2 separate regions of the Mus musculus genome follow, and region 1 is linked to region 2. Evidence: chromatin loops called from intact Hi-C (ENCODE). Cell type or tissue: heart. All regions are shown on one strand. Each heading gives the region's core, and the rest is flanking DNA. Links, peaks and the distances in the headings are about the cores only. Region 1 holds the start of 6430584L05Rik (RIKEN cDNA 6430584L05 gene). Region 2 holds the start of Adcyap1r1 (adenylate cyclase activating polypeptide 1 receptor 1).

The links. Hi-C counts contacts between places; a loop is a spot of excess contacts. Peaks named below come from ENCODE experiments on the same cell type or tissue, not always from the same donor. Only the 100,000 strongest peaks of a DNase experiment are listed, where the experiment ranks them.
Region 1: a loop joins it to region 2, with 2.5 times the contacts of the local background. A loop is called at or near these places in 14 of 42 quality-filtered maps.

The regions. Positions count from the first base shown.
Region 1 is chr6:55,391,913-55,406,786 of GRCm38, reverse strand. It overlaps 6430584L05Rik (RIKEN cDNA 6430584L05 gene), which reads right to left and starts at 9,900. Exons shown (of 4, transcript NR_046179.1): 1 at 9,814-9,900; 2 at 1,072-1,245. In heart, for the core only: a CTCF peak has its summit at 10,401; DNase peaks (open chromatin) are centred at 4,236, 7,726, 9,956, 10,386 and 2 weaker places; H3K27me3 peaks cover 5,983 bases.
Region 2 is chr6:55,446,563-55,461,436 of GRCm38, reverse strand. Adcyap1r1 (adenylate cyclase activating polypeptide 1 receptor 1) reads right to left here and starts at 9,459. Exons shown (of 17, transcript NM_007407.4): 1 at 9,069-9,459; 2 at 1,151-1,280. The coding sequence starts at 1,201. In heart, for the core only: no CTCF peak of the experiment used is centred there; DNase peaks (open chromatin) are centred at 7,022, 7,656 and 9,376; H3K4me3 peaks cover 1,604 bases; H3K27ac peaks cover 343 bases; H3K27me3 peaks cover 7,842 bases.

The sequences.
Region 1 (14,874 bases), core at 4,138-12,137, 54 kb after region 2:
ATAGCCACGGTTCTTTCCACTGTCTGTACTCTATAAAGGAACCAAAATAGGAAATCAAATTTGCTGTTGCCTCTGCCTCCCAAGTGCTGGGATTAAAAGTGTGTGCCACCACCCCTGGCTGCAAAAAATAACTTCTACAGACCTCTGGAGGAAAGCATACTAAAATACTAGAAATAGATGTAGACACATCTGAGAGACTAGAGTAGAGTCATGAAGTCATTCCTCCCTCACCAGCCATGTGATCTTACTTCTAAGATATCCGTTGGATACCAAAATTCTGAGACAGTAAAGTTCCTAACACAAAACAGCACGGTATTCATGCTTCACACACATTTAGTATATTTAAAACATCTCTGGAATTCTTATATTACCCAATATAAAATAAGTGCCAAGCAAATAATTATTGTACTTACCAGAAAAACAAATCTGTGCACGACCAGAACAGATAATATTTTTTTCTGAATACTTAACACCCACATAGGGCCACTGTGCTCTAATGACTTTAGGGGTGTCATGGGAACCACTATACTAAAATCTCTTTGTGGGCATCACAGGGACCACTGTAATGTTGCTAAAGGTACTTGCCTTGCTTCATGGGCAACACAGCAAGTCACGCTGTGCACGGAAAGACAGCCAACTATAGCCACGGTTCTTTCCACTGTCTGTACTCTATAAAGGAACCAAAATAGGAAACCAAATCTGCTGTTGCCTGTACATGGAGTATGTTCTTCTAGCTGGGCTACCTTGTCTGGCTTCAGTGGGAGAGGATGTGCTTAGCCTCACAAAGATGTGGTGTGCCAGGGTGGGGGGATACCCAGGGGGACCCCATCCACTCAGAGGAGAAGGGAGGGGGTGGGGAAAGAATTGTGGAAGGGGCAGAGAGCAGGATGTAAAGTGAATAAGTAAAATATTTTAAAAATCTGGAAAAAAAAGATGCCAAATATGAGCATGGTTGATGCTGTGTAAATACATACATACATACATACATACATACATACACACACACACACACACACACACACACACACACACACACACACACACACACACAAGATAAGCCAGAGCACTTACCACTGTACTGTTCAGGAGGGACTGGGTGCTTAACAAATCTGCACGCTTCAAGCTTTCTCCCAGTACCTGAGGTAGCTGTGTGTCATCGTTCACACTTTATCCATCTGACGTTGCATTACTCAGCCCTGTAGCCAGTAGTCTCGTACAGCTTGTCTTCCTCATCCTGATTGCTCCCTGTTCCCAAACAAGAGCCAGTCACTCTTCTCTGACAGTCTCGTGAGTGTCCTAAAGTCCCTCTTGAGGGCAAGACTTTGGAGGGGTGGCCCAGATGGTTTGTTCCCTAACCTCTTCCCAGGGGGGCGCCTTCCCTTTTCACATCCCCATCACACATGACTGTATTGCTCACCCTTCTTAACTTTGGTTGCAGGCTTTGTCATGGAATCTCTTCGCCTCACTTTTCTCATAAGATAAAGCAGGGGGAGAAGCAACGTTGCATCACTGGACTGTGCTGAGGTGCAGTAAAGAGGACAAGACTACGTTGTTTAGAACATGGAGTCTGTAGTGTCTAGAGAATAAGAAGGTTAGCTATCCTTATCATTATGCCATGGACAGCCAATGTCTCCCTTTGGCTCCTGCCACATCCAGAAGTCTCATGAGTGACCTCCTAGGCAGGAGCTGTGTGTTTAAGAACTCGTCCTCGTAGGCTTTGTGATGGCTTCAGGAAGGAGTAAAACAGCCACCTCCTTCCTTGAAGTGCCCATGATGAAGACAGCGGCTGGGCCATAGCTGACCCATCTTCTTGTACTGGCATTGTTGCATCTGCTTTTCACTTGCGTTATTGAAAGCAAAGACAACTCACCAATTCCCTTCAAAAGCCAGCCTGATTTTCACATAAAGAATGTCACCTTCTCTTCTGGGTGTGCCTCATAGAAACAAGAGGCTCCATTTAACTAAAACACATGGAAATAATAAACCAGGCTTCTGGCCCTAGTATTTGTCTTTTCCCAGCAGAGTCCTTGGATAATGGGCCCTCCACGTGGTCCATAGACATGCACAATCATAATCAAATAGCCTGACTCCTAGATGACTTAGCTGGGGCCACTGTGACAAACAATCCCGGCTAGGATACTCCTAGAACAGAAATTTGTTTCCTCATAGTTCCACATGGCTAGGAGCCCAAAATCATTGCCTTGGAAGGCTGTGCTTTGACCTCACTCTTTCCTTGGCTTGTGGGTGTATTTCCTTTTTCATGACTTTTCTTCTTTTCTGCCTCTGCCTCAATCACCTCTTCTCATCACGACACCAACATATTGGCGTAGAGCCTCCCCAGGGATATCATTTTACCTTAATGACATCTTTAAAGCCCTGGTTAGGCTTCAGGTATAGCTCAGCTAAAGCATGTGCCTAGCACGTCTGAGCTCTCAGGTTCCACCGTCACTCAGCGCCACCAAAAATACAGTGAAAAGTTCTAGGTCCAAATGAGCACATTTTGGGCAGTAAGGTTTGACAGCTCAAGGCGGGGATTTGAGGAAGAACTGAGGAGCCTGTGGTACCTTGGGTCCTCAGGTTACAGCTACTTCATTTCCAATCATGTACTATGAGCTCACTGCTCTGGTATCTCACCTCAACCCTACTCCTCCAGGATCTCTCCAAAGCTGACCTCCTCTCCTGCAAGAAGTCTTCATCCCGCCCCAGCTGCAGCCTCCTCCCACATCTGAACCTCTTATCTCAGACCCTTGCCTCTCAGCCTGGGTTTCTGTGGAGAGCTAATCTCCCAATTGGGCCCTGAAATGTGGAGGAGCAGGGTCATACCAAGAGGGAGATGGGGGAGTGCCAGAATGAATGGCTGGGAGTTGGGGGTTGGGGTGGGGGCAACCAGACCAGCATAACCTGAAGGCAGGGACTTAGGAGCAGGAAGATACCTGGGTCTATTTGTCCTTCTTGCTCTCTGCCCTGGCCTAGCTACCAGATGTTCGCGATGTCCCCAGGGACTCCCCCGCCTCCAGTCCTGAGGTGGTCAAAGGGAACCCCTGTGATTTCTAGGTGGAGAAAAGCATGGCTGTGTCCTAACCTAGTCTCGTCCCAACTTGTGCTTCAGATCCCTGCTGCAGCCTTGACCGGTTGCTCTTTTGGCTCCAGGCCTCTCAGCTGCTTGAGACTATGCTGTGGGTGAGAACGAGTCAAAGGCACGGCCAGTGAAATCCTTGGGGGTCCAGCATTATTTGTTTTCACCAGTGTGTTTTGGTCACTGGAACAGTTTCTGGCACACAGCATAGCAGAGGCTCAACAGGAAAATCTGAATACATGAGAGAGAAGGATGAGCAAGCATAGTCTCTGACCTTTTGTGTGCTGTGGAGATGGAGAGTCCCCTCCAGGACCCAGCTAGTAGGGGGTCCCTCAAGGCACCAGCTGAGGAAACAGGAAGGAATCTATGGCTATGGACTTGACCCTTGAGCTTGGGTCAAGAGAGCAAGGGCAGACAGGAAGTTCTAAATACTAATAAACTGACCCAGTGAGTATACTGTTACCAAGCACGTGAGGTAGATGCCCGGACACCAGCCAAATAAAGCAAATAAAGCAAAAAAAACAAAAACAAAACAAAACAAAAAACAAAAAACAAAAAACAAACTTGGAGTCTGAGGCACACCTGCCTTGCCTCTGGTTCCCTGGCTGTCCTAGACCTTAACTGAGCCCCTTCTCTTTCATGCCCTTAGTTCCTAGTTTCCAGTATGGCAAGAAGGTATCAATAGCCCTCTAGTGGGCTGCAGAGATGGCTCAGTGGCTAAGAGCCCTGACAACTCTTTCAGAAGTCCTGACTTCAATTCCCAGCAACCACATGGTGGCTCACAACCATCTATAATGGGATCCGATGCCCTCTTCTGGTGTGTCTGACAGCTACAGTGTACTTACATTAAAAAAAAAATCTTAAAAAAAAATAGCCCTCTAGCTCTAATGATCACGTTTCTCTTGGGCCTTGGGAGAGTCTATCCCAAGAAGGTAAGCAGTGGTCTCCCCAGAGACATTCAGAAAGGACTGTCCATCTCAAAGGGCAAGGGGGAGCATGGGAGTTCAGATCCTGGAAAGGTTGCAAGAGAGAAGGGAGTTCAGATCGAGTAAGGGCTGCAGTGAGAACTAGCTTTGCCCTGACTCCCACGCCTCCAGCCAGCCCTGCAGAACTCAGCAACCCGGAGTTCCTTGGCCCCAGGGGTGCTGAAAGAGCCCTGTAGGCTTCACAGGGTCAAGGCCATGACATTCTCTAGGGGGACCCAGGCTGCCTGCAGGAGTTCCAAAGATCACATATAAAGCAGTTGGAGGATCTCAGGCTGGGAGGCCAGAGATCTGCTCTCAGCCCCTGCCTGGATGCAGATTCCCTGCGTGGCCACCGTCAAACTGCTCTCACTGCCTTGTTACTGGCACAAGTTCTGAGTCCTGAAGACCCAAAGCTGTTTCCGTGGTGCCCACAGGAAGGAAATCCTAGTCAGGCACACACCACTGCAGCCTATGTCCTTGGCCTCCCTGAGCAGATACCGTCTGCTTGGCACGTCTGTGTGAGCAGTCTTCCTTACGAAGCCTGGCCCAGGGTGCTTCATGTAGGTTTACAGCCAGCAGTATGGAGCCAGATCCTGTACCAAAGCAGAATTCCACACAGGGAAAGGCCCCTGGGGCAAAAAAAAAAAAAAAAAAAAAGAGCCTCAGAAACAGATGAGCAGGAGATCTTGGGCTCAAGGAATAAGGAAGAATTCAGAGTTCCAGTCTTCTTTATACCTACTTTTATCTGATTTTATTTCTAAGCATTTTCTTTCCTTTTTTCACATCACAAATTGCCATTTCTTCCTTATGATAATGATTTATTTGGCATTTATAATGTGTAAGATATAGTGCAAATTAATTAAACATCGCCACAGCCAGTCGGTGAGATCCCACCCAGAGTCTCGCCTCCAGAGCACACAGAACTGGCCCATGTCTCTGGCTGGTACAGTCTCGTCTCTCTAATGCCTGTCCCGACGCAGGTGATATTGAACACACTAAATAAAGACGTCCACCTTCATGGAACACATATTCTAATTCAGGGAAACAATGAAAAGCTAAGTAAGGGAGCTAAGTTGCATTCCAACAGGAGGGGACACACAGAAAACTGCAGAGAGAGGAAGGGGCGCGATTCTGAGTGGAAGGAGCCATCTGTTCAGAAGAGCCCACGAAGGTGAAGGAGTAACCCATGCAGACATCTGAGGACATGGCGGGTGCAAGGAGCCTGGATGAGGAACAGTAAATAGACCAGCGTGCTGGAACGAAGCCATTGAAGTAAAAGCAAGAGATGGTCCTGATGCAAGGCACACAGGCCGTCCGGTTACTCAGTGTTTGGCTCTGAGTGAAGTAAGGAACCCCAGGAAACCTGGGCAAATGATATAGATTGAGTGGTATAAGCAATAGGAGGGACAGGCTGTGGACTGGGGAGCTGACTAGCTTACTTAGTGACTCCACCCCTCACTTGGATCCCCCTGAGGAAGAAGAGCCCAAGAGTTCAGAGCCCATTAGCCCTGAAAGTGAGCCCTGAGCTAGGGACTTGGGCCAGTGGGAGAAGGAGGCAGGCCTAAGGAGCAGTTAATACTGTGGTCTGAGCCACTCTGAGCAGTATGGGTTCCTATGGTACATCAGCCCCTAGAAATGTAGTGTCTATCCACCTGCAGCTGCTTGCTGTGGATTGAAGGCAAAAGAAGAGACTAGCGAAGTCCTCGGGATGGGTGAGTCTGGGCCCATGGATTGCTCAACAGACCCCACTGGAACCGGGCATGACCCCCCTCAGTCTGGCTCACTTCTCACAAGCCTCCAGATTACCAGAGGAAACTATCGCTTCTATCCAGACCAATAGAATCTTTTAGTGCTTCCAGGAAGGTGTCCTGAGGGAACTTGGCAGGAGTCATATATAGTTCGGGATAAAGAGGGAGATGACCAATGAGGTAAGGTAAAGGGTAGGCCCACATCTGTTTGTGCTCAGGCTATCCAGAGCTCAGAGATACAGAACAGATAGAGCTCGTGACCCAGAGCTGAGCCCAGAAGCTAAGAGGAGCAAGCAGATTAACTTCTCCGAATCTCAACTTCTCATCTATGAAATGGGCTGAATGTTTCCAAACTTTATGAAGCTTAAAAAGTGAAACAAGGGGCCCTAGCTATAGCTTGGTGGTTAACGGCACTTGCTACTCTTGCAAGGAAGCCAGGTTTAGTTCCCAGCACCCACATGGCTGGGAACTAAACCTAGCTAGTCATGGCTCACTGCCACTGAGAGAATACATGCACGTAGCCTTGTGACTGTCTTTTCCAAGTCATGTCCAGCATAAGACCTCAACTTAGGGTGTTACTTCGGGACCTCTGAAAAGTGAGCTTTCTTCCTGCTGAGCATTTTCAGGGGCTATACAGAATGAGTTTCTACATTAGACATATTCAGTCATATTCAGAGTAGATTGTACACTTTGCTGCCAGCCTGCTGGTAGAAGGGTCATATGCCATTTCCACTCAGCTGTGCCCAAAATCACGGAGCTAGCTGCCTCTTTCCTCACTTGTGACATGGAGCTGGTGGTAACTGTTCAGCAAGCTCTTTAAATGGCATGCGTGCACACACTTGAATCCTAGAACAGCGCCTGGCACTTGGATCGTTTTTTCATTGCTCAGTCAGATGCAGCCACTCCTTGGCTGCAGGCCAGAAGATTGTGGTGCCAGCAAATGCCATATGGGGCCTTGGGCTAGCACTTTTTCTCTCTGTAACCTCCACATTTAATGATTTAGGTTCTCCTGGGATCAGGTGAGTAGGAGCAAAGTGGACCTATGTCTAACCATCCACCCGGCCCTGGACCCCCTTGCAGACCCCATCCATTGTCCATGAACAAGACACTCACTGGCTTGGGAGAAGATTCACTCACAGGATCACAGAGAGGTCTTTGCAGAGACACCAATGCTAGTCATGTCTGAAAAGCCTTGTCCCACGTTCCCTAGGTGAACACGGAGAGCCCTGAGCCCATAAGGTCCAAAGGAGTGAAGCCTGGGAGCAGGGCTCAGTAGACTAGTGTGTGTCTCACTGAGCTCCCTGGAGAGCTGAGTGAACTCCCACAGAGTCATGCTTCTGGTCTTGGAGAGTGATAAAGCCAGGAGGATTGCTTTTGGGTTTCTTCCTGGTACCCTTGCACCCAACCACCAAGTGTTAAAGGCCATAGAAACCATTGAGGACTCACTGATCAACCACACAGGGTCCAGAGAGCTTGCCTTCTCCCTACCCAGGCACCATCATGCTGTCAGGCAACCCCGCCCTTCGAGAGCTGCAGTGACCAGCCTTACATCTCAGCCTCAGGCTCAGTGTCTGCTCTTGGGAGCAAAGAAGACCATTTCCTACCATCTAGGTAGTAGAGCGGGGAGCCAAGCTGTGAGAGGAGACATAAATAAAAGGCAGCCTGCGAGCAGCCAACGTGGCCCCTGGCACCAGCACTGTGTGTTCAATAAGAGCTGGGCTTTCTCCCTTCCATGCCTCTCAGCCAAGCTTGGTCCACCCCTGAAGTCCCAACTCCCAGCAGAGACTTCCCCCCCAGCACCCCCCTCTCCCCTCCACCTTCTTCCGGGAGCCTGTTCTGTAAGCAGGTCTTGTGGTAGCAGCCTCAGCCTTAATTTTAGTTCTGGGCTGGGTAATTTCCCGTGATTACAGGCCCTGTCAGTATAGCAAGCACTCCAGCTGCTAGCAAGCCAGCAGGCCTCATCAGAGCAGGGCCAGGCACATGTTCACACACGTGCCTCACCCTCAGGGACACATACGAGAGAGCATGTGTGTGCACTAGCAAGCATTTGCACACTCACACTTGCACACTGATGCATGCACACTCACATATATGTACACACTCAAATGAACATTCAGCTTATTCAGGACCAGGACCCGGGCGTCCTCAGCCAAGTTGTGTGTACATAGCCTGCACCATGTTCATCTTACCAGCGAGAACTCTCTGTGCCGTGCACATGTATAGCATCCCCTCTCCCACCCCCAGAGCAAATGATGAGTCTGACAACAAGGACAGGGACAGCAGACATAACGGGGCACTGTGGGACAAGGGCTTTTCTCAGGGACCCTCCCCTTCCTGCCAGAATCTTTCTCTTCTCTCTCCCCTAGGCTTTCCAGGCTAGCACTAGAAAGCAACGCCTTATCCCCTTCCTCATAAGCACTCTGTGTGTTCATGCCGGTGCTTCCATGGCTCGACAGTGTCCCAGGAAGAACATGTGCTGGAAGATCCCGGGGTGGCAGTGTTAGAGTTGAGGAGGTATTAGAAAGTAGAGCCATGTGGCATGTAATTAAGTCAGAACTACTCATGGAAAGAACTAATACTGATATTGGGGAATGAGCTAATTCTTAAGAGAATGGGGTGCTACAAAGCTGTTCCTGGTGTTCAGACTCCCCTTTCTGCCTTGCCCTGTGAAGTCTTCAAACACACACCCTTCCGCATGTGCTCCCAGTGTGATGCATCCACCACGTGTTGAGGAACCTAGAGGTCCTCACCAAATCTGAGATGTCCCCATGTTCTTGGGCACCTAGAACTGTGAGTTAATCTCATGCCTGGTTTTTACGAATTACTCAACTTCAAGCATTTTGTCCTAGCAACACAAAACAGTTGAAGACAGACATCTGCTATGGATCATGACTAGGACCCACTCCATCTGTGGATATGGCTGTAAGTGAAGCAGAGGGAAGACTGGCCATATAAATGGAATGCTTCGATAATGTATAGCTGGTCCTTGCTGTATAGGACTTCCTGGCTGGCTAGCTCCAGAGCTGACACTTACTGCACGTTCACAGACATTCTGGACCATTTGAGAGGCTTGACACACAGTGCTCAGCCAAATGAGAGGACACTCTGCTTTTTTGTTCCAGGTGTCCTACTTTAAAAACAAATGTCACGTCAGGGAGGTGATAAGGTTTATTTTGTCCCTATTTGTTACATGGGCTGTGAAGGACAAGAGAGTCTCAGTTTAGGGTCTGCATGGAGTCTGATGCAGCATGATGTGACTTACACACGGAAAACTGTGACAAGAGGATGGGTTAGGACATCACCCTGGTTAGAATGATTTGGATGATCCTTATTGGTTGGCTGGAAGAACTGGGTGACCCTTTGTGGGACATCTTATAGGACAATCACAGACGCAAGCTTGAGCTTCAGGGAACTACTTGGTGGTGTCCCTATAGGAGGAATGCCTACTGAGCTTTCCCCGGGCCCCACACGGCATCTTTGCTCCCCATCCAACTACCTTCTACATGGAGTTTCCTGTGCTCTAGCACCACAGAGACTAGCTTTGAGCCTTCATATGCAGACATGATCATGGAGAGACACACAGAATTTTGCCTCTGCCTTCTTGCCAGCCCCTTTTTCCGACTTTCTCCTTTCAAGCCATCCCCACAGCTGCATTGACAGCTCGACCACCCATTTCACATGCCCTTCTTCTCCTGTGTCCCCCAGACAGGCCTAGGTCTGAAGATCTTATCCCTGACTGTAGCATCCCTGGGCACAGCCTGCCTGAGGGTGGCCAAACACAGATGGCTATGGAGCCCAGGCTCCATATTCCTCATTCCTATGGGCTTGAGTAAGGGGCTTCCAAGGGGGTGTAGGCAATGGGCAGAGCTGTGGCTTGGCCCATCTGGTCTGTGCTGAGCCCTTGATGAGGAAAAACTGGTTTCAGAGCTACCGCACAGCAAGGCTGCTGGCTGAGCCACTGAAGGCCTTCTGTGAGGACATGAGAAGCCCTCAAATTCCACCCAGACTGCTCCTGTCTGCTTACCTCACATCATGATATCCAAGGCCACTGGATGTCTGGGAGGGCCCTCTGTGAAGGCCATCTGTCCAGCAAGAGACCAGAGCTACACATACCAGAGCCACGCCCAGCAGAGCTGTGGACCATGCCGGTGCCATGGCGATGCCATCTCGGCCAGCCTTTCCCAGCCCGGTAACCATGGGAATGTACTCAGGGCTGCGGCTGCTTATGCAATGCCTCTGAGGGAGGGAGGCTCGCGGACCCACCTACTTGCTGCAGGGAAGCCAGAGCCCCAAAAGAATCTGTGAACACGTATGCTACCCACCTGCTTCTCCTCACTGAGAGGCAGGGAGAGCGCCACACATTCTCATCACGTATCATGTAACAACACACTACCTGGGTTAGAATGACCTCGAGGGGAAGAGAGGACAAGAAAGAGAAAGTAGGGGCAGGGGGAAATTCTAACTAGGAAGATGTTGGCTGTCTGCATGCAGAAAGGCTCCAGCCACTCTGGCAGCCCCAGGACCCAGATGTTTGTATTATTGAGGCAGCACAGCTGCTGTGTGTGCTATTCTGGTTTCATTGCCCTGAATCTGGGAACTGGAGCCTCCTAGAGGGAAGAATGGAGAGCTGAGATGAGCGTAAGCTTGCGAGCCAGCCAGAAAGAGCACTGTCCACAGGAAGAGGTTCATACACATGAGTGAGCCAATCAGAGCTGACTGAAAAAATAAATCCAACCCTGCTGCTTCTTGTTATGTTCCAACACCACATAAGGGCTCCAGGCGTGGGGCCTCTGGGAGCCCCTGAAGCCACAGGCTAAAGGCATCACAGGCTTCTAGACACAAGCTTCAAGACACAGGCTTCCTATAGCAATTGCAGCTCTCCCGGGTCCTCTCCATCCTGGCCCTATCTCTCTCTTTGCTATCCCTCCCATGTTGAGTCCCACCTCTTGAGATTCCTGGACCTCTGAAGGTGCCCCAGAGTTCAGGAGACTCTGGCCCAAGTTCTCCTAGTCCCTCAAGCCCCAACCTTCACCTTGGCTGACAGAAATGCCCAGACAAATGGTCAGTACCCTACTAGTCTTCTCTCTCCTTGTCTCCACAATGCCCCCAACTCCCCGCAGTCTCTTCTTTTGCTTTATCAGGACCCCAGGACCCAGCTGCATGCACAGAGCCTCCTCTCCTCCCAGGGTTCCTCCTCAGCTTGCTACTCCACCCTGACACTAAACCTCCCAGGTCCACGTCCCATTCAGTCTGCATCCTTCCCCTCAGCTCCATGCCCACTGCATATGCTCTCTTGCAAATAGAGCCAAGTCTCTTATGTCTTGTCTCCGAGAAAGGCTAACCCTGCCTTCTCTAGTTGAGGTTCCCAGATTATTAATACTGACTGGTCATCAGTCACCCATGTGCCCTCCTCTCCTATTTTTTACCCTCCAGTTACTATACTTTCCCATCTCTATATGCTCCTATCACCCAAACTCCAGCCAACCATGAACCTAGCCATCATGGTGAATTCGGAGCCAGTAGCCCACTTCTCTCTACCAATTCTCATGCCAAGCCCCATGAGTTTCTGCTACTCCCTTTAGGCAAATACCCTCTTCCCAGCCGTGCTCCCACTTGGATTCTTAGTCCTCCTCAGTCCCCTGCAACCTTCATTTGATTGCACCACACCCTCCTCCACCAGTGATCTATCTCCACCTGAATGACACATGTGCCCTATTCTCTCAGAGCCAAGTACAGTCACACCTGCTTGGATCCACTTGGACCCAGAATTGCCTCCTGTTACCTACAGTGTCCCCTCCTGTCCCAGGCACACTTCAGTCAAGAGCTGCTGAACACACTGCCCCCACTTTCCCACGGCCCATTCACTTCTCAGTACCCTTCCGTCTGGCTACCCACGTCTGCCAATCCCCTGCCAAATCTGCTCTTGCTGTGCGCGGTGCTGCCAAATCCTGGATGCGCCTCCAGCCTCCTCTTGAAAGGCTGCTCAGCAGTGCTCAGACCCTTCGCCAGAAACTCCTTACCACACTCTTTGTTTGGCCCCATAATTCCACGTTCATCTGCTCTCCCTCCCACCTCTCTGGCTGTTCCTTCTCAGCCTCCTCGGAGACTCCGACTTCCCAGTCAGACCCTAAAGGAAGTCAAGCTGGTGTTGTTCCTCGTGAGGTGGCTTGGCCTGTGCTCTTGTTGCTGAAACCCAGTCATATTCCAACAGCCATGATCTCCAACTCCAAACCAGATCTCTTTCAACCCCACTTCTCCCTGCAGCCCCAAGATACCTCATGTCCACCTCACTGGGCATTTCATGGCTCTCTGTCCCTGTAGATCTGTTCAGACTGACTGCCACTCTCATCTGAAACTCTCTCCCTTCCATCTCCACACACATCCCAGGAAACCTCTGAGAAACGCTACTTCACAAGTTAACTGCCACTGTTTACAGCTTTTGTGGAGGTTTGGATATGATTGACCCAAGAAATAGCACTATTGGGAGGTGTGGTCTTGTTGTAAGGAGGCGTGGCCTTGTTGGAGAAAGTCTGTTACAATAGGGGTGGGCTTTGAGACCTCCTCCTAGCTGCCTGGAAGACAGTAAGTAGTCTCCTCCTGTTTGCCTTTAGAACAAGATATAGAACTTTCAGTTCCTCCAGCGCGTGCCTGCCTGGATGCTGCCATGCTTCCTGCCAGGATAATATTGGACTGAACCTCTGAACCTGTAAGCCAGTCCCAATTAAATGCTGTTCCTTATAAGAGTTGTCCTGGTTATGGTGTCTCTTCACAGCAATAAAACCCGAACTTAGACACTATTGAGTCTGGCCTTGTGCTTTAAACTACCATGCTTTAAACTTCCTAGTTAGAGGCTCCAGTTTAGACCCCGGGGCTTTCAGTAGAGCCCTTTGCCTAAATTTCAGTCTAAATACATGAACAGGGGTGGGGGGAGCCTATTTTAAATGTGTAAGGTTTGTTATACATTTTTGTATTGTTGATAGACACTTTTGATAGCTTCTTGCGGCTCTCCTGGCACTTTGAGATCTGGGTGTAGCCTGGCCTACCCCACTGCAGTCTTGGTCAACTTCCCCTTCTGTCACTGAAACTCATTCACTGTACCTCTTTCTAGTCCCCTCAGTGCCAAGCTCCTCCCTGCAACAGGGCCTTTGCACATACTGCTTCTTCACCTAGCCAACTCAAATTCATGGTCTAACTTAGCTTAGCTATGCATCCTATAGGAAGCCTTCAATACAAATCTCCACACTAGGTCTGGTATTTCTGAGCCTTGTTCTGTCTACATTTTACTTCCCATTTGTATACTTGGGGCTAGTACAGTCGATACAGTGGCCATTTGTCTCCTTGTACTGATCATCTGTCACATTAGCGGTTGATTGGTCAGCCTGCTTGGAAGGCACTTGCTACCTGAGGAGGATCCAGGCCGCAGTGCAGGACTTGCTGTCTCAGCCCTGCTGGTATAAAACAGCAGGGGCAGGACCCAAACTTTCCCCATCCATGGAACTTGACAGAATCATGTTCCTGCAGAGTGGAAAGTGAAACAGACATCCCTAAATTCTCTGCACCTAATGAAGGAACAGGGAGCTTCACGTGAATAATTTAAGAACAAACCCAAGAGAGTCCCAGGGGAATGTAAATCCCCCACATGCCTTCTCACAGCCTGGCTCCCAGCAATGAAATCATCCACAGTCTACATGCCTGAGTAGCAGAGCCAGGAGGGATCCCCATGCAGATACACAGTCAGCCAAGTGCCTGGTCCAAGCGTCCCTCTCTAGCCCTCACCCATGCCCTCTCTGCCTAGTCATTCACATCCAACCTCAGGTCCTAGCACGAGGCTCTTTCCAAATTCCTAGGAGCAAACGGAAGCATCAAGGAAAGTCCTTTCCTTCCTCCCTCCTTTTCTTCCTTCCTTCCTTCCCTTCTTTTCTTCCTACCTCCATGCAAAACTCCTCTCAGGACCTGAAGAGAGGTGCTGAGAGAAGCATGTGGGTTGGAAAATGGAAGAAGACTTCTCCCAAAAGAGGACACGCCCAGGAAACTCCCTACAGCCTGACTCTTGCACAGAGACCCCCATGGGAACACTAATTCTTCTATTGCTCCCAGTTGATAGGTGCTCTCTCTCTCTCCCTCCCCCTCTCCTTCTTCCTCCCTCCCTCTCTTCCTTCCTTTCTCCCTCTCTGTCTCCTTATACATATCTAACCCAGCGAGGGTGGTCTCTCAGACAGCCCTCCCCTTCTTCCAGTTCCCTCCTTTCCCAGCCCAGAAGCCTCTTCTTCCCCCAGCCTTTTAGACTTGCTAAGCCCCAGGCCTGATCCTGGGAGGCCTCTTTCCTGTCTAGATCAGGACCTCCTTCAAGGAGATCCCACTCTTGACACAGTTCATATGCCACCTGGTGGCCAGAACGAGCATTGCTTTTTCTCCTCTGACTTAGTGCCCTTCCCGGACACAGGTTCCACTGCTGAACTATACCCTAGACCGTTTAGTGCCCCTCATGAAAACCCTTAGACATCACCTTCTACTCAGCCTCTCCTGCCACAGAGAAAAAGCCAAGACTCATAGAAAGAGTTTGCAAGTCAAGAGCTTAGCCATGGACTTGCATGTACAGACATATTCTAAGTCTACAGAGACCTGTCATAGTGTGCATTATAGTAGGGATTTAAGGCTCATAACAAAATCAGAAGGGACCAAGAAGTAACCACAATAAAACCCCTAGGAGCAGCTACATAATTCCTAAAGCCAGTGATTCCACCACAACTGACATCATAAGCTTCAAAGTAAGTGCTACCTAGCCACTAAGTAGCATTTACTGCCACCAGCTATTAACTAGCAACTAACACCCTATTAACTCCTAACACTCAACACTAACATAACTCTAGACACTCTAACTGCTAACACTGACTATTCACCACTAACTAACCACTAATGTTAACACTAACCAAGCTAACACTAACCGTTAGCCAACAGCACTGCAATAACTCGACCAGCAGTGGCAATACCAGTAAGTGTTAATGGAAGGTGTTTCCATGGGAACGGTGCAGAAAATCCATCATGTTGTCACTGTCGTGCAAAAATGCACTAGACCAGCTTTGCC
Region 2 (14,874 bases), core at 4,547-12,546:
AAGCGTGTTAGGGATGGGTGTGGCAGGAGGGTGACAGACCAACATCTGCTGTGTAACAGATGCCATGAGGGCTATCCCCAGGCCCCAACTCAATGTGTGAGTCCCACAGGCCCCTAAACCTCAGTCTCCATGCTATAGTGACATTAACAATTGCATGCACTGCCCTCTAGTGGCTGGGTATGTATGTGCATCCATGCTAGAAACGCAGAAACACTAGGAAGAAGGAACTACTTTTGTTTACTTCATTTTCTGTTGCAAACGTGTAACCAAGTCGAGATGTTATTTAACTTGTTTCAAGTCACATGACTTAGTAGGCAGGGTAACAGGATTTGAATCTGATGTTCTGGCTCCTGCTGCACTTTATGGGGAGGTGAGGGCTAATGAACTGAGAACTACGTTAACAAAAGCCCTTCCACGGCAGACAAAAGGGTAACGGTCAGATTCACAGGTCTCCTCTCCACTCAATTTCAGAAGGGGAAAGACAGGTACAAAGCTCAGCTCAGGTCCCAGAGCAGGTCCAGCGTCTTCACAGCCATACCCTGCTATCATGATAGATGATGTTCAAGTTCATGTCCATCAAACCCTAAGTCAGGAATGATTCTCTTGGCAAGGAATCTGAGCTGCCAAGGACCATGTACAAAGACAGATCCAATCCCACCTGCTCACTGCAAGTGAGATGTGCATGTCCTGACATGCAAGGAAGAGGAGTAGGAGGGTGACCTCAGGCTCTGAGGTCAGCCTCGCCCTGGCCCAAATGGAGCTAAATGGAACCCTCTTCCTCTCACTCCCGATCTTCACCCTTGCTCAAGAGAGATACGAACAGAGGACAGGATTCTGAATTTAGGTGTCAGAGGGCCTCGTGGCATGAGGACCAGAAGACCATCATGTGGTCCTAACCAGGGACCCTGAGCACGGCTGAGCTAGCCAGATACCATGCAACTCTAGGTGCCATAGCACACGTCACCATCTTAACAGATTTGCAAGTTCTGTAACAACTCTGTGGTGTGTGCGGAAAGGGACCGGGGTGAGGGAGGGTTGTTGGCAGAAATGCCAGCTTTGGGTCGGCTTGGCTGAGAGTACTCAGAAGTCACTGGTCCTCCAGGTGGAGGGAGGCTCGGTACAGTCGTAGAGGCAGACGCCGGGCCCTTACCATAGGCAGCAGGAGGAGAGCAGTCAGGGAGAGCTGCAGGGTTCTGGCCATGGTGCTTCCCAGCCACTGTCTCTGGCTGTTGCTCCCAGCCTTGGGGAGTCAGTCACCACCCTCCACTGTGCATGCAGCGCTGAAGGGAAGGAAAGACAGCACACCGTGTCACCTGCAGGGGGTTCCCAGGCCAGGATTCCAGCCCTGGTTAACCCTTGGGGCCTGCACCCCTTTACTCTTCCATCCCACCAACACGAGTTGAGCACCATATGCCCTGCGCCCACAGTAGGGCACTGAATGTGGTGGGTACATGCCAGCTCAGCCACCGGGCTACTAGAGCACTCCAGAGCAGCTAATTCCTCTGCATAGACCAGCTGTCTCCACGTCTCAGCATTCTCTGCCGCCACACAGAAGCAGAGTTTTGGCTGGCATATGCATGCCCACCTAGCAGTGACATTTCGCAGGCTCCCTTGTTCCAGGCACATGTCTTGTCCGCTGCTTCACTTAAGTACAGGGTCCACCTCTTCCATGGCAGACTGAATAATGTCCCGGGGGTTAGAGGATGACAACGGGATAGAAGCCAGCATCCCTGAGCGGACTGGGACAGCGAGACGCCTCTCTAGCCTGTGTGACCTAGCTAACTCCACACAGCTCTGGTATGGAGAAGCAAGCTTCTATACCATCTGTTCACTCTGAAAGGGCCTCTTTGCTCTCAGTGCAGACTTGGGACAATCACGTTCTCCTTTTACCCCGTCTCACAACACTTTGACTTCTAAAGGGTGTGGTCACATCACAGTGCTGTTGGACCTCAAGGACAGGTGTATGAGGACCAGGACCCCAGGAGGGACCAGAGAAATGGTGGGGACCGAGCTCACACTCCACCTGAGCCTGCTCTGCTTCTAAAATTGACCATTGACACAAATGCCTGGCCACTCAGGAGCTCTGCACTGGGAAAGGTTTGCCCTTGGACAGAGAGCAACGTACATGAGGCTACTCGTTGCAGCAGCAACACACTGCCCCTGCTAAGCAGAGTGCTGTCATCCCTTCAGAGCGATGGTGGTCATTACTCCATTGCTGTGGGAAGGATTATTAAGTAGCCCTATTCAGAGCACAGCTAACACAAAAAGCTCTTCACTATGGACGCCTCGAGGATGTGAAACAAGCCTGCCCCTATATCCCATGCACCGTATGGGTCCAGCTTTTACCTCCCATGCCTCTGTGCCTTAAGTGCCTGGCCTTAACACCCTCTTTCAACATTTTTTTTGGCTCAATTGGGTAATAAACAGACATCCAAAATAAGGAAGAAAACCAGTGACAAGAAGAAAAAGAGAGAAGAGTGCCCCTCTCCAGCTCACTCACTCGGAGATGGTAAGGAGATCTCCGATAGCTGATAGGTACCCAGGGAAGGGAGCACGTAGGGTTCAGTAGATTGGGAGAAGCCGGGGGATGAAAAGGGGTCAGGCACACAGGCTTAAGGGCCTGCACCTCCCCCAAGGCCCCATCCACTCCTAGTGGGTACAGGCACCATGGGTGCAACACTGGTGGTTCCTCAAAAGTATTCAATTGCCTGTACCAGTCTGAGATCCCGACCCTGTCTGCAGAAATGACCTCAGGCTTGGTTAGGATGGGAGACGATCGAGTTCTGGGGACCTCAGCAGGCCTCAGTTAGAGGCCATCTTTCCCAGCTAGTTCAGGTCAGAAAAACCAGTAAGAATGGGATGTCCTCTGAACTCAGGGTTCACCTTGAGTAATCTAAAGACTCCAAAACAGAGCTGTGGCCCCCAGGGAAGCCCTTCAGGACCAGGCATACCTTCTACTTCCTCTGCATCCCAGACCCTCTCAGCCTAGTGCAGCCTGGGACCCCTGCCAGGCTGGCCCTTCAGCTGATGCCATGTGGATTACAGTGGGTCTGTTTTAACCTGTGTGAGAACCTTGGGACTTACACAGGGACACAGAGCTGAAGCTCTAAGGTTCCCTCTGGTGGCGGGAACATGATGGTAGGGAGTCTCTCTCTCTCTCTCTCTCTCTCTCTCTCTCTCTCTCTCTCTCTCTCTCTCTCTCTCTCTCTCTCTCCATGCACCTCATTTTTAAGCAAAGGAGCATAAAAACATGTCAGATCCACAAACACTAAAGCACCTTTATCCCAGGGCTTCCACTTGAAAGCATCAATATGATCATCTGCGATGGCAACTTCCCTCCCCTCTCCTCATATGTCCCTTCACGGAAACCCCGAACCATGTACAGTAAATGTTCCTGTGAGGATATGAGCTCAGACATATCATGCATGCCTCCATGGATATGTACAGGAACCCTCAGTTCTATGGTACAGTCTCCTAGACAGATCATAACCCAGGGAGATATCCATGGTGCTGACACAGGAGCCATGAATGCACACGGGTGAATGTCTCAGATGGGGCGATCACTGAGCAAGGGTCCTGGATACCACTGCTGCCTCATCTAGTCCCTGACTTCTCTTCCTGTCTCTGAAGACCTCACAGAGCACCACTCTCTGCTCTTCCGGGTGTTTTTCTCCAGTCCCTACCCTTTCCCAGCGGCCCCTGGTGCTTGCATTCCAGTGTTCTGTGGGGCACAGTGTTCTGTGCCTTCCAAGATGTGACACTGATGCTCCTCTTTTCCCAGGCTACCTCTGCCTCACAACTCCTTAGAGATGCAGGTGTCCCTGTCATGGACTAAGTCAGGCCACCACAGATCTGTCAAATACCCCACCCTAAGGAGGGACATCAGGCCCTTTCTTGACTCCCCTGCATGCCCCCTGCTCTCTCTCTCTGGGGTTCAAATTGTGCCGGGCAGGTGGCTCAGAGAACAGGGAAGCTCTGCCTCCAAGCTCCTAGTGGAACGGAGGTGGGAAGTTTCCCCTGTAGATTTTAGCCTTGACCCCAGGCCAGGTACTTAAGCTTCCTGCTCAGCCTCTGCATGTTGTCTGCAAAGTGGGAATGACAGCCATGCCTGATCCATGGGCAGCACTTCGAGGATGTGCCACAGCCTGGCGTCTGTGAGGTGTCTCCCTCTCTGTGCTCATGATTCTTGTGCCACTGCACAATCACCTCCACCCTGTATCACATTCACTGGGCACAGCCAGCCTGCTGCTCGTTATCTCCTAATGGTCAGTATGTGCTGTGTACACCTCCAAGTTGAATACCCATCAACTCCTGTAACTTGACTGACACGAAGGAGATCCTGGCACTCTCCTCGTTCTATAGGGGAGGCAACAGAGGCCCAGAAAGTCTGTGCAACTTCTCCAAGGTCACACAGAGAGCATCCCAGAGAACTAAAATGTGGCTCCAAACCCCTCTACTTCTGCTGCTCTGTCATTTGGAAAGGAGCCTGCTGAACCCCCATGTGACCTCTCACACCATCAGAGGTGTGAAGATCTTTTGCTCCTGGCTGTCACATGCAGAGATGTGAAGCCTACCTGTACCTGCCCAATCTTCAGGAAGAGCAGCTATGAACAGAACATTTCCATCCTGCCTGAGATCAACTTGAAAAGCTGCTTCATCACTGTGAAACTAAGACACAGAAAGCATCCCAGTAGGAAGGGTGTTCCCCAAGGTTACATGGGATAGCGAGCCTAGAGATGTGCCAAGCAGGAATGGGATGTGGACTGGACTGCGGGGAGTGTTGGAGACCCCCAGAACATGCCCACCCCTCCACCCAGAGAAAGTCTGCCCTCCCTGGGCCCTAGCAGTCCTGAAGCTGAGCTGAGCAGGGACTGAGAGCCAGGGCTGCATCACCAGTCAGCACTGAAGAACTGGTGACTCACAGACCTCGAGACATTCCTAGTCAGAAGAAGGGGGGATCTGCAGACCCTTCAGCACCCTCACTGCACCAAACCCAGCAGAGGCCACCTTCTACTCTCAGCGGGGGCATGGCTTCTGCTGCAGGCCACTCACAACTCCTCCCTCAGCTGCTCCAGACAATCAGTGGAAGTCTGGTGTCTCTCTGCATCCTTCCTGCACCCTGAATTCCTTCGCCCTAAGGAGCACCTAAAGAGGACAGAGCACATCAGGGGTCCATCCCTCCCTTCTCCATACAGACTTGGATTCCACACATGCCCTCCACTAGAGCCACCTCTAGAGCAAAACAGCAGGAGGCAGGGAGGAGGTAGGGGAGTCTGGAGCCAGTCTAACAGCTAGGGACACTGAAGGGCTATGCCAGGAAAGGGGGATGGCACTGAATGAGAAACTATTGCTACACCCCCACCAAGGGAAGAGATTTTCATGGCCACTGAGCGGAGCCACCGGAGAGCCATTTGGGATAAGGACTAGGTTGATGGAAAGTGGGCAGAATTCTGAGGTCTGAGACAACATGACAACGAAGTATCCCTGGAAGATGTGTCAGGAAAGAAAGGTCCCAGGAGGACAGCAGGGCAAGAGAGAAGCAGAGGGGAGGGTGAGCTTGCGAGCCATAGGTTCTCAGTGAGGAGATTCCAAGGTGCATAGTGGCTGCCAGTACTCTCAGCCAGTACGCTACATGCCCATCTGCCAGAGAGAAGGTTGAGGAAGCCAGGTACTACTCAGAATTCAAGGAGAGCAGGGAGGAGAGAGACCACCCCAGCCTTGGAACACCACCTCCTGGAAGCCCACCAGTGCACTTACTCGCTCTACCCTCTGGCCCCCAGCCCTGAACAAGGCTGTTGAGGTCTTGCCAAGTTTACTGTGAGACCCAAGGTGAGATTTAGGGTTGCCTTCTCCCTCTTAAGAGGAACAGGAGAAGGGGTTCAAGAACGAATTAGCATGCTAAGACAACATCAGAGGTATTTAAGGTGTGCTGGCTCCAGCTACACTGCAAGGGTGGGGGCATCCCCTGAGTACAGTGGAGACTTCCCCCAGGACTGACAGACAGATGCCTCTTGGAGACCAAGTGGAACAGCTTGTGCTCAGGCATCTTGAGCCCTCAGATCAGACATCCTTTCTCTTCAACCTTTTAGACCCTCTCACCTCTAACCTTCCATCCCAGGGGCTAGCAAATCTTCCTGGCTGCTCAGATTCACTTTGTTCCTAATTTTTGAACAGCCAGAAAGTCAAGTACAGATTCTAATCAATGCATTTTTTAAGTAGCCAGGAATTTTTTTTAAAAAAGGAATTGCCTGAATAATGAATTGCATGAAATCAAAATATTGGGTGTCTGCAATGTTTGTTAAAACATAGTCAAGTTTAGTTTCTGTTCATATATCCTCTGTGCAGGACAAAGTCATTATAGTCAAGTGCAATGCCCACAGAGTCTAAAATACTAACTAGATTCACGGGAGGGTGAGGGGGGAGTCACATCCCATGTTCTAGGCTCCTGCAACACAGTGTATACACACACACACACACACACACACACACACACACACACACACACCTGAACCTTCATTAAGGCTGGCTTTGTGACCAAATGTTCCCAGACCTTTCGTGAGAATGTCTTTCTGTTGCTGCCTACTTCCCTCTCTCATCCCGGCGCCCAGGCAGGTATCAAGGGACGCGTACATGCCTTCCCAGCTGTGTGTCACTCCTCTGTGTGTCAGTGTGGGGGTGGGTATTATTGTGTGCTTCTGACGGCATCCAGAGCTCAGTACAAACACATCACAGCGAAGGGTTTTCCTGCCTCCATGTTCCCAGGCAGCTGGAGCGTGAGGGCCAATCCATTCAGACGTACAAGCCCAGCTCCTTTTAGTCAGAGGTGGCTGGAAGCTTCTGAGGCCTCTCTGCCTTCTGGGGGTAAAAAAGCCCCCACCTCTCCTGCCTGGGGCATCACAGCTCTCCTCACACATATCCTCAGGCCCTTCAGTCACCTCAGGGTCAGCTCCAAAGCCAGTGACTCTCAGGTGAGCATGACACTCCTGATCCTAGGCAAACCTCTGCACTGGGCACCCTGGGTTCTGCCATTTGGTCAACAATCCTGAACGATGAACAGAACGCATCCCTGCCAGACCACCTCCTCAGTGAGAAAACCGCCTTGTGGCCCTAGCTACTGTCCTTTCTAGACTCCCACCTGGGTGCTGATCTATAAATATCCACTGAGTCCATGTCACCATTCAATACAAATGGAAGAAAGGAGTGTCCAGAAGTAGGAGCATGACAGAGAGGTGACCATGTGAGAAAACAAGAGCTCCAAAGTGCTTCCCCAATCAGCCCCCCACGAGCCTGAAACACACACACACACACACACACACACACACACACACACACACACACACACACACACACAAAACAGGATGTGAATGCGAGCTTTAGCCTGGCTCAGTCTTGGGAGTACAGGAAAAGGTCCTCCTCCAGGCTCACCACAGACATGTTTCCTCGATACACAGAGACAGACAGACAGACAGACCCTTGGGGATCTCAGCACAGATGCACCACCACCCATGAACCACTACTGATGGCAGAAAGTAGGAGGGACCACATCTGACTCCTGGTCACACCACACACACTTGTTGATGGATTGGTCAGAAGATCTGGCTCAAGGCCGGCTCCAGCATGTCCTGTCTTTAATTTGTGTGTTCAGAGTTTGGCTTGTGTCCAGACTGGGGCCTTTGCCTGTTCTTTCCAAGGTCAATGAGGAGCAGGAGTCCTAGGCCTGCACTTGGGAATGGGGGCTCCTCCAGCCTTACCTGCCACCATATCAGATGCATCTCAAGGCCTTCTGAGCAAAGAGCTACCTGCTATCCCTGGGCTCCAAAAGGCCTCATCACAGTACAAGTAACCCTTGTCCCAAACCCACAGCCACCCTCCAGCCTGCAGCTTGACCTTCCGAATGGTCTGCCTCAGTCCAACTGCAGTCTGGGGGCAGACTGCCTTCCACGTCCTCTGTATGGGCTCTAAATTCCTACATACCCTCACAGGAATGCACCTGAGCTGCCACAGGGAAAAAAAAATCCAAACAGATGCCTATTTCTCTCTCTTTAGGCCATGAGGGAATTATGGGACATACAGCCTGAAGTAAAGAAAAGTAGTCACAGCAGCCCTGAAATGGACTGAGGAATTAGCCAGACCCCCTCTCATGCCAAGGTGGTCCAGAAGGCTCTGGGTTCCTAGAACTGAAGCTCCACTCCCTAGCAGCGAGGGAAATGCCATCGCCATCCCCTTCCTGCGTGTTTGCTCCTGAAGATCTAGTTCCACGAACTGGTGCCTGGTCCCTTGCTCTTGCTGACAATATGATCCTGCTCCCAGTAGTCAGCTAGCTACTGCAGAGCCTGGGCCTTTAAAACAAACATCAGGGGTCTCGGAGGGGCCCACTACAGCAACCCCACTCCCACAGCGATTTTCCCCCACAGGCCCTGCAGGGCGTTTCCTTGTTAGACCACCAACCCCCAAGCGTCTCTTGGTCAACCTCTCCCCGAGCCCCGGGGAAAGACTATCCTTAGGATAGTCCTATAGCCGTAGGGCTATCCTTTTAAAAACAATGCTAAAGCTTATCTCTATTGGGGGCACAAACTAAATTGATCCCTATCTTATCTCCGCAGCTCATCCCTCAAACGCCCTGCAGACTGTAGAACCGAGTTCCCAAGAGACCCTCCAGCATTTCTTTCCAAATCCACGTAGGCGCTTTGGTCCGACCTGGAGACAGGGAGATCGAGCTCTGGGGGATCTCTGGCCGTAGTGTCATTCGTGCCCCTGAATGCCTCTTTCTGGCACCAGAAAAGGCTGAGACAGCTAGGCCGATACTCACTGAATGGTCTACAATAATGTGCTCCAAGCCACGGTCCGACACTTGGATGGAGCAGAGAGAAGCGTAGGCAGCCCGCGGCGGCGGGAGAGGATGGGCTCCGACTCTGTGCCCCGCGTTGGCCCTCGCTGGCTTTGGGTTTGGCAGAGCACGCGGCTCCTGGAGACCTCTGGGCTGAAGGAGGGGTCCAAGGGCCCCGCTGGAAAAGGGTCTGGCGCTGGGCGAGTGCGGAGCAGAAGGACAGGCCAGGAGTGGTCCTTACCTGATGGCCTCGGGGCTGGTCGGGACTGCTGGGCGCAGGGGCTGAAGGTGCAGGAGGACGCGCAACCCGCGAATCCGCGCCCAGAGCCGCACTGGCTGGAGCGTGTGCGCCGCGGAGCGCGCGCCGAGCCTGGTCTCTCGGTGCGTGTGGCCGCGAGCAGCCAAGTCTGTGTGTCCCTGCGCCGCGGTGTGTGCGTACTGCACAAGGGACCGCGCTGCTCCAAAGTCGCAGCCAGTCGCAGTCGGGAATCGGAGCGAGGCGTCCCTCGTCTCCTTTAGCCCACCCTGTGCCACTCGACCGGCTCTGTCCTGCGGGAGAGGCGCCGCCTCTGCTGCGCAGCCAGGCCCGGGGCCGAGGGAGGCGATAGACCACCGCCTCCCCGGCAGACCTCGCAGGCGGGGGGTGGGGTGCAGGCCAATGAGAGCCCGGGGGGCGGGGTTAGGCCGGGGGCAGAGATGGGGAGCTGGATGAGGACCACCGCGCTGACACAAGCCAGAGCTGCAGCAGGGACCCAGGGCGCGGAGGCGGAGGTAACAGCCCCCCTTTCCCAGTTCTGTCGCAGAGCTTCCGGGCTGAGTTGTGCCTTCCTCAGGGCTCACCACCTTTCTGTCCAACAGCAAAACATCCACTAGAGAAAGCCCTCTCCCTCTCTTCTCTGTGTTCCAAGCCTCCTCTGGCAACCTGCCACCTGAGCAAGTCCCTGGCCCTCTTTGGGCCCTCCTCTGCTCACAGTCAGGGGTCTAGAAGGGATGAATTGCAGGTGCCTATCTAGATGTCCTCGAATGTGACACCCCAGAGAACACCTCTATAGCCAGAAAAGGAGTAGAGGTGCTTACGGGAAGTCTGTTAAAAATAAATGAGACTGCCCTGCCAGCTCTGGGAGTTTGGGTGTGCGGCCTGATGTTTCTGAGCCTCCACTTCTTCACCTGCACCACATCGTTTCTATTTCTGGGCTCATGAGAAGAACAACATTGTGTAGGAACAGTCTGTGTGCCAGTAGCAAACTTGTACTAGGCTCATATATTCACTGATGCTAAACAAATTACTATTGTTGTTGGTGATATGGTGTACTCACCCTTCTTCTGGTACAATTTGATAAGCAGGAGCTTAATGAGCAGAACTCAGTCAAATAAGGTCACAGTGCCAATATCCTGCCACCTCCAGTTTGGCATAACTGTGTCCAGTCACAGCATCCTGAGTTCTTTGTATCCCCATCACTTAGTCTCAACTGGCTTCTGTCATTGCCTGTTCAGGCAAGTTCTGAGCCACCCTTGATGTGTGTCCTTCTGAAGAACCTTCAAGGAAGAAGAGGGAAGGAGAAAGAACTTGAGCCTTTTGTTAGCAAGGTCAGTCTAGCTGAAAACAAAAGGACAAGGAGATGGAGAAGACCCATGAATGGGAGCCACACAGAACCCTAACTGGTAAGACCTACATGATCATTTTACATCCGACTTCACAATGAAAACAGAAAGGCTAAGAATAGGAAGCAACCTGATGCTCCAGAAAGATGTATGGAGTGTCCTATATACAGACAGCAAGTTTATGATTCCCCACTTAGTCCAGGAAGCACTGGTCACCTCGTAGACAGCTGGCACTCGCTTGTGTTCTTTCAGGCCATGTTCCAAAGGAAGAGCAGTGGAGAATATGTCTTCTCTCTTAAGAGTGGTCAGGACCCCCTCTAGGGAGAGTACAGCTAGACGCTGGGCAGAAGTCAGCAGTCAATCAGGAGCAGCTCTAGAACGCACTGCATCTCTCTCTGGTCTGTTTTCCCAAACTGGAGGTCAGCTTCTCTACTTGGCCTCCAGCCTTGATGTAGGACGGATCAAATGAGATGTCACCTGTGAAAGTACTCTGCAAACTGCGAGACATTCAAGGGGAGGCAGGGCTGTTGATAGCCTCCACATAGGAAGTGGAACATGAAACATGGGACATTGGCACTAGGGGCTGCCAGGGAGGGGGAGATGCAATCACTTACCCACAGTAGATCAGATCACTCCACTACGGGAATCCTGACGCTTTGAGTTTGTGCATCCAGTTCCTGGCTCATTACATACTGCTGGTTCTTCATGTCTGTGTCTGGGAACCAGAGCCCTGCTTTCTGTTGTGTGTTAGCAGGTGCACATCATGGAATATGAGAAAGACAGTCATGGTGGGTGTCTTCCTCTATCCAGGCAACCAGCTGTGCAGAAAGAAATGAGACATTCATGTAAACCCACATGTCTTCCCTTTGCTTCACAGCCTATGGCCTGAAGGTGAGTCCCTGGCAGACTCCAGGTAGAGGACAGTCAGACTTACTACTTGTACCCAACCTAAGAGCCAGGTATGCCTGAAGTCATCCAAGAGCGATGCTTTTTCCTAGTTGATTCACCTCACAGGAGCACAAAGATGACTTACCAGACCCCAGCAGATGAATGTGTTGTGAGTTATGCCCTCCATCATTCTGTAGGCCCAGCATGGGCTTCTTTGTCATGTGCCTGACTCGGGGATTTGTCTCTGGCTCTCCTAACAAATGTGTTCCTATGAATAAGAACTACACCAATTCTGGTGCCCCAAACCAAGAACAGAGCCAAGATTTCCCATTATCTCTATGGTCACTCACCCAAAAAGCCAACTTCAAATTCTAACCTTGACTCTCCATGCTTCGCAGCTTACCGTCCCCACCCTCGCTGCCTGGCTCTGGAAAGCATTGGGGTAGGAACGAAAGGTTCCCAGAGCCCTCTTGAGGTGCCTTCCCTCCCAGAATTGGAGAATGAGGAAACTCATGGTTCCTACCCTGAGGTGCTCACTACCTCATCCCTCTCCACAAGCCAGCCAGCTGGGCAGGCAGCAGCTGAAAAATATGGGTTTTAATTCAATTTCCTGAGATGAGGGACTGAGGGAGATGAATGCCAGGTCACCCTACCCAGCATTCATCTCTCCTGCACAGCCATTCCTTCCGTGACACAAGCCCAGCCCTGGCGCCACTCAGACATAAGCGGTACCTTCCAGAACACAGGTGTCTCGGGGTAAAGACCTGGCATCCCTGGCAGGCTCCCACTCTGTAGAACCAAGTCTGCTCAGAGAAAGGACCCTTCTTAACTATTCTCAACAGAATCTCTTCACAAGCTTTGAAAAAACACCCCTGCCCAGGCCTCACCACCACAGATAATTAGATAATTGGTCTGTGGAGAGGCTCGGGTAGGAGTGTTTTTTGAAAGCTCCCTAGGGTATTTTAACATACAGCTGGAGTGCTCTGGAACACTGTGAGAAGCCCTCCCCATGCCTTGCGTGCAAGCCTCCCAAAGTGGTCTGCTCACACAGTCAGAGCAGGGACCTGGTGGGTCTGATCCCCAGACCTAGGGACACCCTGAGATAAAAGGAAACGCATGTTAGTTCTCTGTCTAGAACCATGCTGTGCAGATGGTGGCCTTGGTGTACTTGAAATGCCCTGAGGTGCCCTGGAAGCTACCTGGAGTTGAGAAGGAGAGAAGCATCTTCAGAGGGACTGGGCATTCCTCAAAGACCAGGCTTAAGTTCTCTGGCCCCTACCCATTCCACAGCCCAGCCCTGGATAGAGATGAGTGAGGCAAAGACTACTTGGAATGAGAAGCAGGGGGGGGGGGGTGACAGGGGCAAGAGTTAGGGCTGTCACTCATAAGGCTCAGGACCAGAAATGATGCTCCAGTTACAAGGCATTATAGCTACCAGCAGAGCAGGTCTCCGATCAGAACCAGCCCTGTGCCTCCCTAACTCGTAGATAAAAACTTACGCATCTGGGAAGTTGGAACGTATGGGCGTCAGGGTAGACTGGATGAGATAAATAATTCCTTGGATCCCGGAGGAAAAGCAAGAGACCTGTGTGCAGACCTACATCTCTCCGACCTAGGTACATAGATGTGCAAATCGTCTGTCCAGCCCGGAGGAGTGCAGAGGCAAATATGCATACTCAGTGCGCCTTTCCATGCAGCATGCACCCCCAGAGGTGTGAGCCAGTGGGTGGTACCACACGCAGATTCATGCTCAGAATATACATCTTCTCCTCTGGGATAGAGATCTTCCCTCCTGAGGGATCGAAAGCAGACCGCAGGGCCTGTCTGCAGAGGCAGGGCTTCATCACTCTCAGGCAATGCTTGTCAGAGAATGAGTGACATTTCCCATTCACCTTCTGTAGTGCCTTCCCCAGGGACTCAACTGGTTACTCATGGGAGCCAGACGTTCTTAGAACCCATAGTTGATGGAGAATGAAATAGTTCTTGTCTCACACCATCTCCTCTCTCTCTCTCTCTCTCTCTCTCTCTCTCTCTCTCTCTCTCTCTCTCTCTCTCTCTCTCCCTCCCTCCCTCCCTCCCCCTCTCTCTCTCCTGCTCCCGCCCCTGCCCCATAGGATTCTTTTCATATCCCTACATCCCTTGCTCTGTCTTCTTCACACCTGGTATTTGTGCACAGCCTCTTCAGTTGCAGAAAGTACCACTCCAGCCTATATCACAAATCGGACACATGAATTCAAGGCCACTTTGCACATACCTACCCTCAGCTAGGAGTGGGTCTGCTACCCCTGGCTAGCTCTAGCTCCTGTCACAATAAATTCGTACATCACGTCTGCCCCCTCCTTGCAGATACCACAGTCAAAGCCAGTTCCCACTTACTGCCCCTGCACTTTCCTGAAGTCTGTCTTAACTGCGCTAAAAATGACAGTTTGCCCCAGCCCCACACCATTCCTGGCTCTAATAAAGAGCCTCTGCAGGCACAGGGGTATAGAAATTGCAGATAATTCGTGTGGGAGGAGGCAGCCTGTGTGAGGCATGAATACAGCCATTCCCAAAAAAAGCAGTTCAGAATAATGGAGGGCCTATTACAGGCTGAGACCTGAGTCGATGTCATACAAATGATGTTGATAATTATATTAAAAGTAGAGCAAATAGAATGTTATTTGATGATCAACTTTGGGAACATGTTGGCCGCTGATAAAATAATGGTTTTGCTGTGACTGATGGGGAGAACTATCTGCAAAAAATTCATAGGGTCCTTGGGCTCTAGACCCTGAGCTGGTGGGAAGGGTCTGGCGTAAGGCTTTGCAAATACTCAAGACCGAGTATGTATGGTTTTGATGTTCTAGTGTCACTCAAAATGTTACTGAAAACTTAATGGCTTAAGGTAATATACCCGGTATGCGTCACAGTTCCATGGATTCAGGGATTGGTTCTGCTTGGAATGTTATAAGGAATCAACCAAAAGGAGACCTAGCCCAGGGTTTCCATGGAGGCACAGGGTCTTATCCCAAGGGGGTTGGCTAAATTAAGTCGATTGTGGTTGTAGAACTTGGGCCTTAGCTTTTAGAGGTGCTGCTGAGAGCCCAATCTTGCCACTGTAACCCTCAGCATTATGCTGCCTCTCAGCCCTTGATATCTCTCTCAAAGGGCTCATCTGATGGGCTTAAGATCTTTCAAAGTTCCCTGTTCCCACACCTAAAGGCAACTCACTGGGAAACAGACTCAGTAACATCAGCAAGATCCATTGCCCTTTGACTCATAAGAGCTCCAATCAGGAAATCAAAATCACGCAATATTATAGGTCCTGTCCACACCCAAGAGGGTGGGAGAATATGGGACTGCACACCAGGGGCAGGGACTGTAGGTACTTAAGTTTTAACCTACCACAGTCCCCATCTTCTGGATCATGGAGTATGAGGGCTGGACTGGAACTCCCTGCTACAGCAGGTCTCTGAAGTCAGAGGCTGTGCTTATCTGGTTGCATACCCAGTATTGGGCATCCACTCTGGGCTGATTACAAGTGAGTCTCCAACCCCTGTGGCTATTATACCTCGGTG